2 separate regions of the Homo sapiens genome follow, and region 1 is linked to region 2. The links are chromatin contacts, found by Hi-C or POLR2A ChIA-PET in ENCODE. All regions are on one chromosome and are shown on one strand. The core of a region is the stretch at or near the end of the contact, and the rest is flanking DNA. Distances in the headings are between cores, read along the strand shown. Region 1 overlaps TMPRSS7 (transmembrane serine protease 7). Region 2 has its middle 220 kb from the start of CD96.

Region 1 (7,062 bases), core at 2,956-5,455, 750 kb before region 2:
AGTCCATGGTGTGGGATCTGACAGCCTGATAGAACAGTAATGAAACATAAAGTTAGCAGCTTAAAGAACCACATACAGTTTGCAAACAAGCACTCTAAAGAGTTGAGGGCTGAAAAAGAAGGGCCTGACTTCCAGGGTGTTATTATAGTCACTGGCTTTGTCCGGGGACCATGGCAGAAAGCGTAACTGTGAGCCTCCCTTGTCTCCCTCAAAAAGTCAGAAATGACGTAAGCTGTATTAGGAGTGGCAAGTAATAGAAAATTCACTCAACAGTGTCCTAAGCAAATGCCTGGACATTTTCTTTCCACTAGTATTTCATGAACCACACACAGGTCAAGAATGTTGGTAACTAGAATTAATTTGTTACATTCTTCCTATTCATGCTGACAATGGCATTTGATGGAGAATCCTACTACCAAATTCAAATGATATGAATACCAAGATAGATTAGAAATCAAAGTGCTATAAGCAGGAATTTAATGAAATTCCTTCTGGCAAACTACTGGAAGCCTTAATGATCACTACTCTTACTGCTCAACAATGCCCATTCATAGGGTCACCAACTGCCATTCCCATCAGTCCTTCCAGAATCCCAATCTTGACCTCCATGACCTTGCACAAGTCACAGAAGAACTTGTAATCTCCATGTGAAGCGTCCATCTCCATCAGCATAGCAGTGGGGTAAAGAGTGGGAGTGAAAAAAATGAGGAAGCCCCAAAATTTTGGTCACTAATTTGCTTAGCTGATGTCTCATGAGTGTCAATGGACACCCAAAGAAATATTAGGGTTAATACATTATTTGGAGCAGTTTCACAGCATTAGAGACTCATGATCAAACAGATGTGAAGCTATCTTAATAATTAACACAAATCCTATAATTTTCAGGGAAACAAATATCCAAACTGTGTAACTTCATTGAAATACTAAAAAAAAAATGCAGAATGAGAAGTGAATGATTTTTTTAACCTAAGATTCAGTAGATTCCAATAGTAAGTTTAAATTTTAAGTGAGGTTATTTTCTAAGATGTCCTCTTACCCTTGGCTGGAAGAGCATCTATCCCATCATAATCCCATTGGGGACCTCCATTCTCCAGTCACTCTCCAGTGCCCATTTTTCTCCACATTCTCCACACATTCTCTTAAGTTTGCTCCCTCTGAGTTAAAAGCCCTATCTTATTTTCCCAGCCTTAGTAAAAGCCTATTCATTCTTGATGTTTCCTTTGTGCTTTTTTTATACCAATAATACCTTAAAAAAAAATGTTTGTCACACACGTGGGATCCAAAAAATGAAAGTGCAATTGAATTGATTGAATGTCCCCAACAGGGATCTGCTTCCCACAATTTGAGGGCAGATATATTGTCTATGGCCACAGAGTGCCACTTGAAAGTAAGGACCGTGAGGCCCTACCTGTTTCCATGAAAACAGTGGGCTGCAGAAAGAAGCCACTCCCTGGAGATGACTGAGGCACCACAGTAGGCAGATCCAACAAAGTGGAGGCTGACCTGCCACGGCCAACCCCCCTCCAGGGTGTCTGTGCCTCCGATGATGCGGTGAAGGGCGGAGGAACTCCTGCTGCAGGCTTTGGTGGAGAAAGGGCATGTGATTTAAAGGTAGACTTGGAAGAAAAACTAGAAGTTAAGCCAGTTTTAGTGCTGGCTGGGAACTGACTCACTAGGTAGCAATTTGAAATCTCCTTATCTAGAGGACAGAGAACATGTGAGTCTGTCTGAAACCAATACAAACAAACCACTCCCTCCTTCCTGAAGCATGCCCTGACACAGTCTCTATACCACAACGCAGATGAGAGGAGGAGGGGGACCTGCTGTAACAGCTGAACTGACACAAACAGCTGCCTATGGATTTAGATTGTCAGGTAAAGAGGAATGTAAATGAATTGAGAATTTCTTTGAAGTTGTGCTGATGTGACAGAAAGGATTGGGGAAAAGATTTATAAGACCTGGACAAATGAAAACCTACAGGGAAAACTAGTTATCAGAGCAATTGTTTGCTAGTGTAAATAGTATTGGTAAAGATGTATAATTTACATGTTGCCACATGGCCAAGTAGTAGCCACATGACTAATAGGAGCATGTGGGAGATTAGTTATTGAGTCAGGCCTAAAGAAACAGCACTTGATATTGTTAGTAACATAAGGCATTAACAGGTCATCCACTGCGTTCCAGTTTCTATTTATTTTCTCACAAGGTTTTTATTTAAGATCTTCTCCCTTGATTAAAATTATTAAAAAGTGAAAGTTCTCATTTTAAAAATTTAATTCATTAATGCTGTTATCAAGAAGACAGAATCCATTCCAGAGTTTTTATTTCTGAGAAACAATTTCAGACTCAGTTTGTCAATAGTTACTATTCTTGTTTTGGCTATGGCAACCTCGATCAAGGGAAATACACCAAGAAGGGAATGAAAATATAACAAACAGGTAAACTGAAGAGGGAATACAGGAACCCAAAGGAATGAATTTCTACTTACTGCAGCCTTCTTCATCACTTCCATCTGGACAATCCACTGTCCCATCACATTTTGCATTTTGTTTCCTAAAGCAAATATCATTGCCACACTTAAAAGTTCTGTTGTTGCATGGAATACCTAACAATGGACAAAAGAAGAAACAGCTTTCCTTAGCCAGAAACAAACTTGAGTGAATGAGATTTGAATGAATAACTCCAAACCCCATAAAAAATGGTTTAATCACAGGATTGGTATTTGCTGCTCTGGGATAAATGGCAGAGAGAAGAGAAGCAACCTCACAGTGATCCATTTCTTCACCTAAGAAAAGCCATTTGAACGCTGGCAGGCATATTTGTTGAGAATCAATCCAACCACCTCTTCTTTCTCCCATAGCAGGTGAGACATGAAGAAGTGCGACATATCAGTGGCTTTAGGCTGCAGCCTCTTTGCTATTACCTTCTCTTATTCTCCAAGAAAACTTTTGAGCAAAAATCACAGCCATGCTCAGTTATTTTATATCAGTAGGAGGCAAAATGGACAGACTTGTGAATTACAACACATTTGTTCACAACCTTGGAGGTTTGTTTCTTCAAGGGTGAGAGTGGAACGTGTTCCATTCCAGTATTTGGCAAGTTCCTCTACATCAGGTCCTCTGTATCCTACAATCCTGAGCATCATTAAAAGCAAGTAAGCAATAAGAAACTGCCAGTATTACAAAAGAAACTACCATCAGAGTGAACAGGCAACCTACAGAATGGGAGAAAATTTTTGCAATCTACACATCTGACAAAGGGCTAATCTCCAGAATCTACAAAGAACTCAAACAAATTTACAAGAAAAAAACAGACAACCCCATCAAAAAGTGGGCAAAGGATATGAACAGACACTTCTCAAAAGAAGACATTTATGCAGCCAACAGACACATGAAAAAATGCTCATCATCACTGGTCATCAGAGAAATGCAAATCAAAACCACAATGAGATACCGTCTCACCGCAGTTAGAATGGTGATCATTAAAAAGTCTAGAAAAGGCCAGGCGCGTAATTACAGGTGGCTCCTGCCTGTAATCCCAGCACTTTGGGAGGCTGAGGCGGGTGGATTGCCTGAGGTCAGGAGTTCGAGATCAGTGTGGCCAACATGGTGAAACCCCATCTCTACTAAAAATACAAAAAAAATAGCTGGGCATGGTGGTGTGCACCAGTAATCCCAGCTACTCGGGAGGCTGAGGCAGGGGAATTGCTTGAACCCGGGAGGTGGAAGTTGCAGTGAGCCCAGACTGTGCCACTGCACTCCAGCCTGGGCAACAGAGCAAGATTCTGTCTCAAAAAAAAAAAAAAAAAAAAGTCAGGAAACAACAGATGCTGGAGAGGACATGGAGAAATAGGGACACTTTTACACTGTTGGCGGGAGTGTAAATTAGTTCAACCATTGTGCAAGATGGTATGGTGATTCCTCAGGGATCTAGAACTAGAAATACCATTTGACCCAGCAATCCCATTACTGGGTATATACCCAAAGGATTATAAATCTTGCTACTATAAAGACACATGCACACGTATGTCTATTGCAGCACTATTCACAATAGCAAAGATTTGGAACCAACCCAAATGTCCATAAATGATAGACTGGATTAAGCAAATGTGGCACATATGCCTGGCTTGGCAGGTCCCACGTCCACAGAGCCTTGTTCACTGCTAGCGCAGCAGTCTGAGATCCAACTGCCAGGCGGCAGCCTGGCTGAGGGAGGGGCGTCCGCCATTGCTGAGGCTTGAGTAGGTAAACAAAGCAGCCAGGAAGCTCAAACTGGGTGGAGCCCACTGCAGCTCAGCAAGGCCTACTGCCCCTATAGACTCCACCTCTGTGGGCAGGGCATAGCTGAACCAAAGGCAGCAGACAACTTCTGAAGACTTAAACGTTCCACTCTGACAGCTCTAAAGAGAGCAGTGCTTCTCCTGGCATGGCATTTGAGCTCTAAGAACAGACAGACTGCCTCCTCAAGTGGGTCCCTGACCCCTGTGTAGCCTAACTGGGAGACACCTCCCAGTAGGGGCCAAGAGACACCTCATATAGGCGGGTGCCCCTCTGGGACGAAGCTTCCAGAGGAAGGATCAGGCAGCAATATTTGCTGCTCTGCAATATTTGCTGTTCTGCAGCCTCCACTGGTGATACCCAGGAAAACAGCATCTGGAGTAGACCTCTAGCAAACTCCAACAGACCTGCAGCTGAGGGACCTGACTGTTAGAAGCAAAACTAACAAACAGAAAGGAACAGCATCAACATCAACAAAAGGGACATCTACACCAAAACCCCATCTGTAAGTCACCAACATCAAAGACCGAAGGTAGATAAAACCACAAAGATGGGGAGAAACCAGAGCAGAAAAGCTGAAAATTCTAAAAACCAGAGCGCCTCTTCTCCTTCAAAGGAATGCAGCTCCTCACCAGCAACGGAACAAAGCTGGAGGAGAATTACTTTGACAAGTTGACAGAAGTAGGCTTCAGAAGGTAGGTAATAACAAACTTCGCTGAGCTAAAGGAGATGTTCAAACCCATCACAAGGAAGCTAAAAACCTTGAAAAAAGATTAGACAAATGGCTAACTAGAATAAACAGTGTAGAAAAGACCTTAAATGACCTGATGGAGCTGAAAACTATGGCACGAGAACTACGTGACACATGCACAAGCTTCAGTAGCTGATTCCATCAAGTGGAAGAAAGGGTATCAGTGACTGAAGATCAAATTAATGAAATGAAGTGAGAAAAGAAGTTTAGAGAAGAAAGAGTAAAAAGAAATGAACAAGGTCTCCAAGAAATATGCGACTATGTGAAAGGACCAAATCTACATTTGATTGGTGTACCTGAAAGTGATGGGGAGAATGGAACCAAGTTGGAAAACACTCTGCAGGATATTATCCATGAGAACTTCCCCAACCTTACATGGCAGGCCAACATTCAAATTCAGGAAATACAGAGAACACCACAAAGATACTCCTTGAAAAGAGCAACCCCAAGACACATAATTGTCAGATTTGCCAAGGTTGAAATGAAGGAAAAAATGTTAAGGGCAGCCAAAGACAAAGGTCAGGTTACCCACAAAGGGAAGCCCATCAAACTAACAGCGGATCTCTCGGCAGAAACCCTACAAGCCAGAAAAGAATGGGGGCCAATATTCAACATTCTTAAAGAAAAGAATTTTCAACCCAGAATTTCATATCCAGCCAAACTAAGCTTCATAAGTGAAGGAGAAATAAAATCCTTTACAGACAAGCAAATGCTGAGAGATTTTGTCACCACTAGGCCTGCCTTACAAGAGCTCCTGAAGGAAGCACTAAACATGGAAAGGGACAACTGGTACCAGCCACTGCAAAAACATGTCAAATTGTAAAGGTCATCGATGCTATGAAGAAATTGCATCAACTAACGGGCAAAATGACCAGCTAACATCATAATGACAGGATAAAATTCACACATAACAATATTAACCTTAAATGTAAATGGGCTAAATGCCCCAGTTAAAAGACACAGACTGGCAAACTGGATAAAGAATGACAAGTTAACAGGTGCAGCACACCAACATGGCACATGTATACATATGTAACAAACCTGCACGTTGTGCACACGCACCCTAGAACTTAAAGTATAATAATAATAATAATAAAAGAGTCAAGACCCATCAGTGTGCTGTATTCAGGAGACCCATCTCATGTACAGAGACAGACATAGGCTCAAAATAAAGGGTTGGAGGAAGATCTACCAAGCAAATGAAAAGCAAAAAAAAGCAGAGGTTGCAATCCTAGTTTCTAATAAAACAGACATTAAACCAACAAAGATCAAAAGAGACAAAGAGGGCCATTACATAATGGTAAAGGGATCAATTAAACAAGAAGAGCTAACTATCCTAAATATATATGCACCCAATACAGGAGCACCCAGATTCATAAAGCAAGTCTTTAGAGACCTACAAAGAGACTTAGACTCCCACACAATAATAATGGGAGACTTTAACACCCACTGTCAATATTAGACAGATCAACAAGACAGAAGGTTAACAAAGATATCCAGGACTTGAACTCAGCTCTGCACCAAGTGGACCTAATAGACATCTACAGAACTCTCTACCCCAAATCAACAGAATATACATTCTTATCAGCACCACATCACACTTATCTAAAATTGACCACATAATTGGAAGTAAAGCACTCCTCAACAAATGTAAAAGAACAGAAATCACAACAAACTGTCTCTCATAGACCACAGTGCAATCAAATTAAATCTCAGGATTAAAAAACTCATTCAAAACTGCACAACTTCATGGAAACTGCATAACCTGCTCCTGAATGACTAGTGGGTAAATAACGAAATGAAGGCAGAAATAAAGATGTTCTTTGAAACTAATGAGAACAAAGATGCAATGTACCAGAATCTCTGGGACACATTTAAAGCGGTGTGTAGAGGGAAATTTGTTGCACTAAACACCCACAAGAGAAAGCAGGAAAGATCTAAAATCAACACCATAACATCACAATTAAAAGAACTAGGGAAGCAAGAGCAAACAAATTCAAAAGCTAGCAGAAGGCAAGAAATAACTAAGATCAG
Region 2 (6,866 bases), core at 2,182-4,681:
CGAAGTTCTGCAACCATCACCACTATATAATTCCAAATATTTAGACTCCCAAATTGATTTGTATTTTCAATGCAATGCCAAGACCATTGAATAGATAAAGAATAGTCCTTTCAACAAATAGTGTTAGAACAATTAGATAGCCACATGCAAAAGAGTAAAGTTATATTTTTAACCTCATACAATATGCAAAAATAACTGAAAATGGATTAAAGATCTTGATGCAAGAGCTAAAACTACAAAACTCTAAGAAAACATAGCAGTAAATCTTTATGACCTCATATTTGGCAACAGATTCTTTTATGTGGCACAAAAAGCACACGACAAAAGAAAAAATAGATAAATTAGACTTCATCAAAATTAAAAACTTTTGTGCTTCAAAAGACACAAAATCACAAAAATAAAAATACAAAAAATATAAAATAAATGAATAAAATAAATAAATAGTAATAAAATAAATAAATAATATATAAATATAAATATAAAAAATAAAAAGACAATTCACGAGGTGGAAGAAAATACTTGCAAATCATATATCTGAGAAAGAGACTTGTATCCAGAATATATAAAGAATATATAAAGAGCTGTTACAACTCAATAATAAAATGAGAACTTGATTTAGAAACCTACAAATGATGTGAATAGACACATCTCTAGAAAAGATATATAAATAGCCAATAGTGCATGAAAAAAAAATGCTCACATTATTAGTCATTAGGAAAATGCCAGTAAAAACCACAACGAGATACCACTTCACAGCCACTAGGATGGCTATAATCAAAATGACAGACAATAATAGTTGTTGGTGAAGATTTAGAGAAATTGAAACCCGCCTACCTTGCTGTTGGGGTTGTGAAATGGTGCAGATACTTTGGAAAACAATCTGGCAATTCCTCAAAAAGTTAAACAGAATTACCATATGGGTCAGCAATTTCATTCCAAGACAATTGAAAACATATGTTCACAAAAAAATACACAAATGTTCATAGCAGCATTATTCATAACAGACAAAAGATGTAACAACCCAAATATCTATCAACTAATTAAAAAACAAAATGTGGTATAGTCATACAATGGAATGTTACTCAGCCATGAAAAGCAATGTAATATTGATACATGCCATAACATGTATGAACCTTAAAATATTATACTAAGGGAAAAAATGCCAGTCACAAAGGACCATGTAGTACATGATTTTATTTGCATAAAATGTCCAGAATAGGACAATTTAGAGACACAGGAAGTGGATTAGTGGTTGCTTAGGGCTGCGGGGGAGGGAGATGGAGATACTAGTAGATTAGTTGTTGCTTAGGCCTGTGGGGAAGAGGGGATGGAGATACTAGGGGGTAATACCTAAAGGTTAACGGGTTTCTTTCTGAGGTGATGAAAAATGTTCTAAAATTGTTTGTGGTGATGATTGCTTGACTCTGAATATACTTAAAACCCTTAAATTGTATATTTTCAACAGGTGAATTTTACGGTATGTGATATATATCTCAATAAAGCTGTGGTTTTTTTTATTTAAAAAAAAAAGTCAAAAAGAAATGATGGAGAGAAAACAAGTCCTTGGTATTGTTTGAATTATTGGACCATGCCTTGCCTAAAGTCATTTCTGCCTCAACACTCTCAGTTACATGAACCAGATAAATATCTCCATTGTTTAAATCAATTTGAGTTGAGATTTGGATTACTTGCAACATACTTGGATTCATAACGAACATATACTGTGGCAATGACTTATCAGGAAAAATTGAGTTAAGAAAGCAGGTTGAGAGCAGGGAAACGAAATAAAGGCTATGACAATAATTGAGAGAATGACAGGCAGTGAAAAGGAGTTGGCAATGTGGATGCTGAATCTAGAAGATTGGAAGAGGGAAAATTGAAAATGTCTGAAGAGACAAATCTTAGGAATTGGAGATCTCTGCTGAACTCTGAGCCCTGGCTGGTAAGGACAGTGTTTAATTCATCATTGCTGCATTACACAGTTTAGCTGCTGTAATAATTCCGAAGCACCATTTGCTTTCAACTATCATTTATTTCTTGCTCATATGATATGTAGACTGTGAGTCAGCTGCAGCTCTGCTTCAGGCTGCAGCTCTCTTGCCTATGGCCTCTCGTTCCAGAAGCCAGGAAGAAGGGGCAAGCCCTCTCTGGGAATACTGCTCTCAGGCAAGGGAAGGCAGGGCCAGAGCATTGGCCAAACTTGCAATGCTTTTTGAAAGCCTTTGCTCACTCATGGTGTATATCACAGCCCATATTCCTTTGCCCAAAATATGTCACATGGCCAACCAAACCCAAAGTCAATGAAGCAGAAAAGTATTACTTTCCACACGGAAAACACCATAAATCACACAGCAATGAGCGGGGATATAGTACCTTCTCCAGGAGAAGGAAGAAGTGAGTAATTGTTAACAATAACTCAATTTCTCAAAATTGCTTTTCCTTACCTATCATTCTACCTGGTATATTGTAGATAGCAAACACTTATTTATCATTTGAACAAATTAGGATATAAATGAACAACTATATGCATTGATAAATGGAGAAAGAACCTTTTGTGGAGATGCAAAAAGAAGAGGAAAAGATGAGTTTATGTTGATTTTGAAGAACTAAGGAAGGTAAGGATAGAGATTATTCAGCTAATAATTATAAAGTTGCAGAAAGAGAGTAAGAGTGAAAGTTAAGAGTGAAAGAGACACCGATGGGAGACAGATGCTGTGAAGTAGGTGAGATCACCAAGGAAGACTGTGTACAGTGAGAGCAGAAATGGGTTGTTAGAGCTGGAAGAGAAATAGATGCCATGAAACATCAGTCAGGATGTGGTCAGAGGCCAGAACAATGCAATGTCAAGGGTTTTGAAAAGAAAAGGTGGTCAATAGTGTCCAAGGTATGTTAATAACCATTAAATGATAGAGTTCTGTCACCTTTTTTTTTTCTACAGAGGTCCATTTCACACAGGAAAATAAGTTAACCGAAGGCTATATGTTAGCAAAAACCTAATTAAATTTTGTGAAGGGTGAAGAAAAGATATTTTGAAGGAGAAAAAAAGATTCAAATCACCTGATTTAAAAATTATGCCCAAGCAGCAAACAAAAATTAATATATATAGCAAACATGTAACAATAAACTTCAATTCCCTATTATAGCCAGATAAGAGAGAAGTAGCAAAGGGAATGAACGAGAATAATAAAGGAAGAGAGGAGGAAATGGAAAAAAAAGGAGGCTAGAACAAAATGAAACTAAAAACAAGGAAGCAGTCTCAGCCTAGTGGTTCTCAACACTGGCTACACGTTAGAATCACCTGGGGAGATTTTAAAAAATACTAATACTTGGGCTCAACCCTGAGAGATTCTCAACTAATAGGCCTAGAATAAGACCTGATATTGGTATTTTTAAAAAGTCCCAGGTGGTCTTAGAGGTACAGAGGAGAAATGGAGTGGCATGTGGAGTGAGGTAAATTACTTTTGTCCCATCTCGTAGTTTACTTGGACTATAGGCTCTAAGAAATCTTCAAGATGAAAATTAGCTATCATGACAGGCACAGTTCAGCTGCATTTTACTCTTAAGACAGTGAGAGTGATGAAATAAATGGGAGCTCAGGAGGTAAATAAATTCCTGAAGACCTGGCTATAATTCTAACTGTTAGGCCTTAATATCTCTTGGCATCTTAAATCTCATAGCATATCTGGGTCTGTTTCCACACCTGCAAAATGGAAACGTATAGGCAAGATGATTTCTAAGGCCATTATCACAGTTTTGATTTGAAGAGTCTTAGAAGGGAAGAGGGTAGGATGGCCAGTCAAAATCAGCTCTCTCCTGGCCTGTACTGAATGATCTATTGCACTTAAATGTACACTTAGTACATATTTTAAGGAAAAGCAAAAATGTGGTTGGGTGGAGCTAGAAAGTCAAAAAAGCAGGAAAGAAAAGGCTCTTTTAATTTCAGCATACATGAAAGTTTCGTGTTTGGGTTTTTTAAAAAATAAATATTGCTGAGTGGCACTATGTGTTTATGCTTTGGGCCTTTATTATTAATAAAACGGCACTGCTTTTCCCATTATCTACAAATGATCTGAAGTACCTTGAGGGTCAGAAAAACTTTAGCCAAGCAAGACAGTAAGGCTTATGTGGAAAATGGATGAGAACTATTTGCCTATTGGAAAGAAAAGAGGGTTGTAAGAGAGCTTCAGATTCTAAACTCTATTTTCAATTTTAGCTTCAGACAGGGAGGGAGAGGCAAGAAAGGAAACATAAAGGCAGAATTAGGGCAAGGACTGCACACCCCTACCAGCCCCAGCCCCATTACAACACTGCTTTGTACAGATGGCAGTTGCCACTTGGTCCTGGCTTTGCAGCTTCTAGGTCACCCTCTGTGCCAAGGAGAAGCAAAGCTCATGGCTTCTTTGCACCAGAGGCTGGAGGTTGCACTGACTCTTTATTGAAGTTGGTCTAACTTGCCCCACTGCAGATGTTCAAGCCCCAGAGGGCTCTGGGAGAATCAAGCCTTTTCGTTGCATTGCTTAGACCCATGCGTCTCCCTGTGTGAGCACAGTTCAGAAGCTACCTGGCGCACTTTTAAAGTGAAGAGGAGCCATACATTATGGGAATGTTTATATTAATGGATTTGATTTATCGCCAACTTCCTTTCAAAATGACCCAATTTATAGTAGCACCCTATATCAAGAAATAAATACAAATGAAAGAAGATCTAGTTAAAATATCACATTTTCTTGCTCTTCCGGGTAGGATTAGTTGTTCCTTATCTGTGCTCCTCAGTTATTATAACAATAGCTACCTTTCATCAGATGTGAGAAACATCAGCGGGCTAAGTGTTTTACATACACTTAATGCTCACAAAGCCCAAGGCTGTAAGAATTATTATTTCTCCACGTTCAGATACAAAAACTCAGCCTGAACGAGGTCAATCCATGTGATCAAGATTGCTCAGCTAATAAATGGCAGAACCAAAATATAAACACAGAATGATTAACTCTGGAATTTCAACTACTGCTAAATACTGCCTCTATCAAGCACATCTTCTTTAAAATAGCATAAATTTCTGATTATAAAAGTCATGCATGACCATCATAGGTAATTTGCTTAAATCAAGAAAAATTTTAAAAGTACTCATTCTTCATAACCTTCTCTACCAGTCACACTAGACCTTGGTTAATATTTTTATGTTTTGTGGCATTTTAAAAACTTTTATAAAAAATGTTTTACTGGATATAATATTATTTGCACTTTTCCCACAACACTGAATTCTTCATGAATACAAATTTTAACTGAAAATAATAGTTCATAATAATTTAAGTAAACAACATCCCCCTGGACTTTTGGGTTTCTTTTTTTCTGCTGTTTTAAATATCACTAGGATGAACCTCTTACACAGAAACCTTTGTTCCCACTTCTGATCATTTCCTTAAGATACATATCAAGTGGCCTGTTAAACATCTCTTCTCTGGGAACCACCTGCTCCTCCCGCAGGTGTTTTCTATATTTATATTCAAGCTGTGGAATCCTGCCTTTCTAACCATACCTAATGTGTGCAGTGTTGTATGCCAGACCCAAACTAGTCTATTTAGTTTTGGAATTTGGCATTTTAACCCGAGAGACATAGACACTGAGTGTTATTTCTAGCCAAGTCACATACTGGCAACATTCCAGAGGAAGAATGATCCTGCTGATAAGATCGCCAAAGCTGCCCTGGTTCCTGACCTTCCCAAAGCCTGGAATTTTACCCATTCCTTGTATATCCCCAGATTCACCAGTATCTTTTCAATAAATACCCTTATTTGGACACACCATGTCTGGTTGGTTTCGGAAACTTTAAATTAAAGAGACTTAATTAGTGAAAAAGAAAGTAATGTTTCTTGAAGAGGTATTACTTGGTTAAATTTAAGGTCATTCATGCATGTTGCCAAGTTGTTCCCTGGAAATTTCTATAGTTTGCATTCCCATCAGAAAACACAAGGGAGGATCCTATTATTTTTAATATTTTTGCCAAATTTAAAGGCAGATAGTACCATTTCATTCTTTACATTTGAATTTCATTAATTACCAATAATGTTTAACATTTTTATATGCTTATTAGTTATATTTTGTCAACCTCTGTGCCTATTTCCATTTGCCTGCTGTTATCTAAGGCTTTCTCTTATTGATCTATATACATCTTTATATATTGAGAATGTTAACCTTGATGAGAATACTTCTCACATTTTGCTGTAATTGTATAATTATGTATCTGTCACTCCTCTCCCACCACTGCCTTTCCTATATTTGAAGCTTCTGCCGGGCTGAACTGTACACAATTCTTGTATTAGAATGAACTAGTGTATGCTGTGTTACCAAATAGTCCAATATCTCAGTTGCTTCACACACACACACAAAAGGAATATATATTTTTTAAGTTTGTTAGGGGTGGCAGCATCCTGCTCATTTCAATGCTTAGCGACCCAGGTTGTTGGAAGCTCCATATTGACTCATGTTTCCATAAGCACTGTGACAGTTCAGGCAATTTGGTGAAGTGTGTGCTCATTCTGCCCACAAATAATGTACATCCCTTCTGTTCATATTTCATTTATCAAAATGACCCATGTTGTCATAACAAATTTCAAGTGAGAAGGGATGTACAATCCTACCACATGCCTGGCAGGAAGGGAGAGTCAAAATATACATGAAAGGCCAATGGCTACCACATCCCTGTGCTATCTCACCATTTCTCGCAGCTTCATGCTACTGGAAGGCTCTCCTTCTAGTTCTTCATGTTCAAATTCAACCAATGCTTCAAAGGTCATGTCTTTTCTGAAGTTGTTTCTTATTTCCTCCAAATGGAATTTATTTCATCATCTTCTGACCCCCCTTAAAAT

The links. Hi-C counts contacts between places; a loop is a spot of excess contacts on that map. ChIA-PET counts read pairs that join two places held with the same protein, here RNA polymerase II (POLR2A). Pooled maps may share reads with other maps.
Region 1: a loop to region 2 is called in a pooled map, with 8 times the contacts of the local background. The contact joins two enhancer-like sites. A Hi-C loop is called at or near these places in 1 of 168 maps with a recorded cell type or tissue (naive thymus-derived CD4-positive, alpha-beta T cell) and 3 of 50 pooled maps. POLR2A ChIA-PET finds 5 or more read pairs at or near these places in 1 of 52 experiments (activated T-cell).

The regions. Positions count from the first base shown.
Region 1 is chr3:112,069,839-112,076,900 of GRCh38, reverse strand. TMPRSS7 (transmembrane serine protease 7) reads right to left here. Exons shown (of 18, transcript NM_001395507.1): 14 at 2,489-2,605; 15 at 1,409-1,580; 16 at 1-25. Among named protein-coding and RNA genes, the nearest start is that of C3orf52, 13 kb to the left of the region's middle. Within about 2 kb of position 4,205, at least 2 of the 41 ENCODE cell types and tissues checked have a DNase peak (open chromatin) inside an H3K27ac peak, as active enhancers do.
Region 2 is chr3:111,320,741-111,327,606 of GRCh38, reverse strand. No RefSeq gene overlaps it. Among named protein-coding and RNA genes, the nearest start is that of CD96, 220 kb to the left of the region's middle. Within about 2 kb of position 3,431, at least 3 of the 41 ENCODE cell types and tissues checked have a DNase peak (open chromatin) inside an H3K27ac peak, as active enhancers do.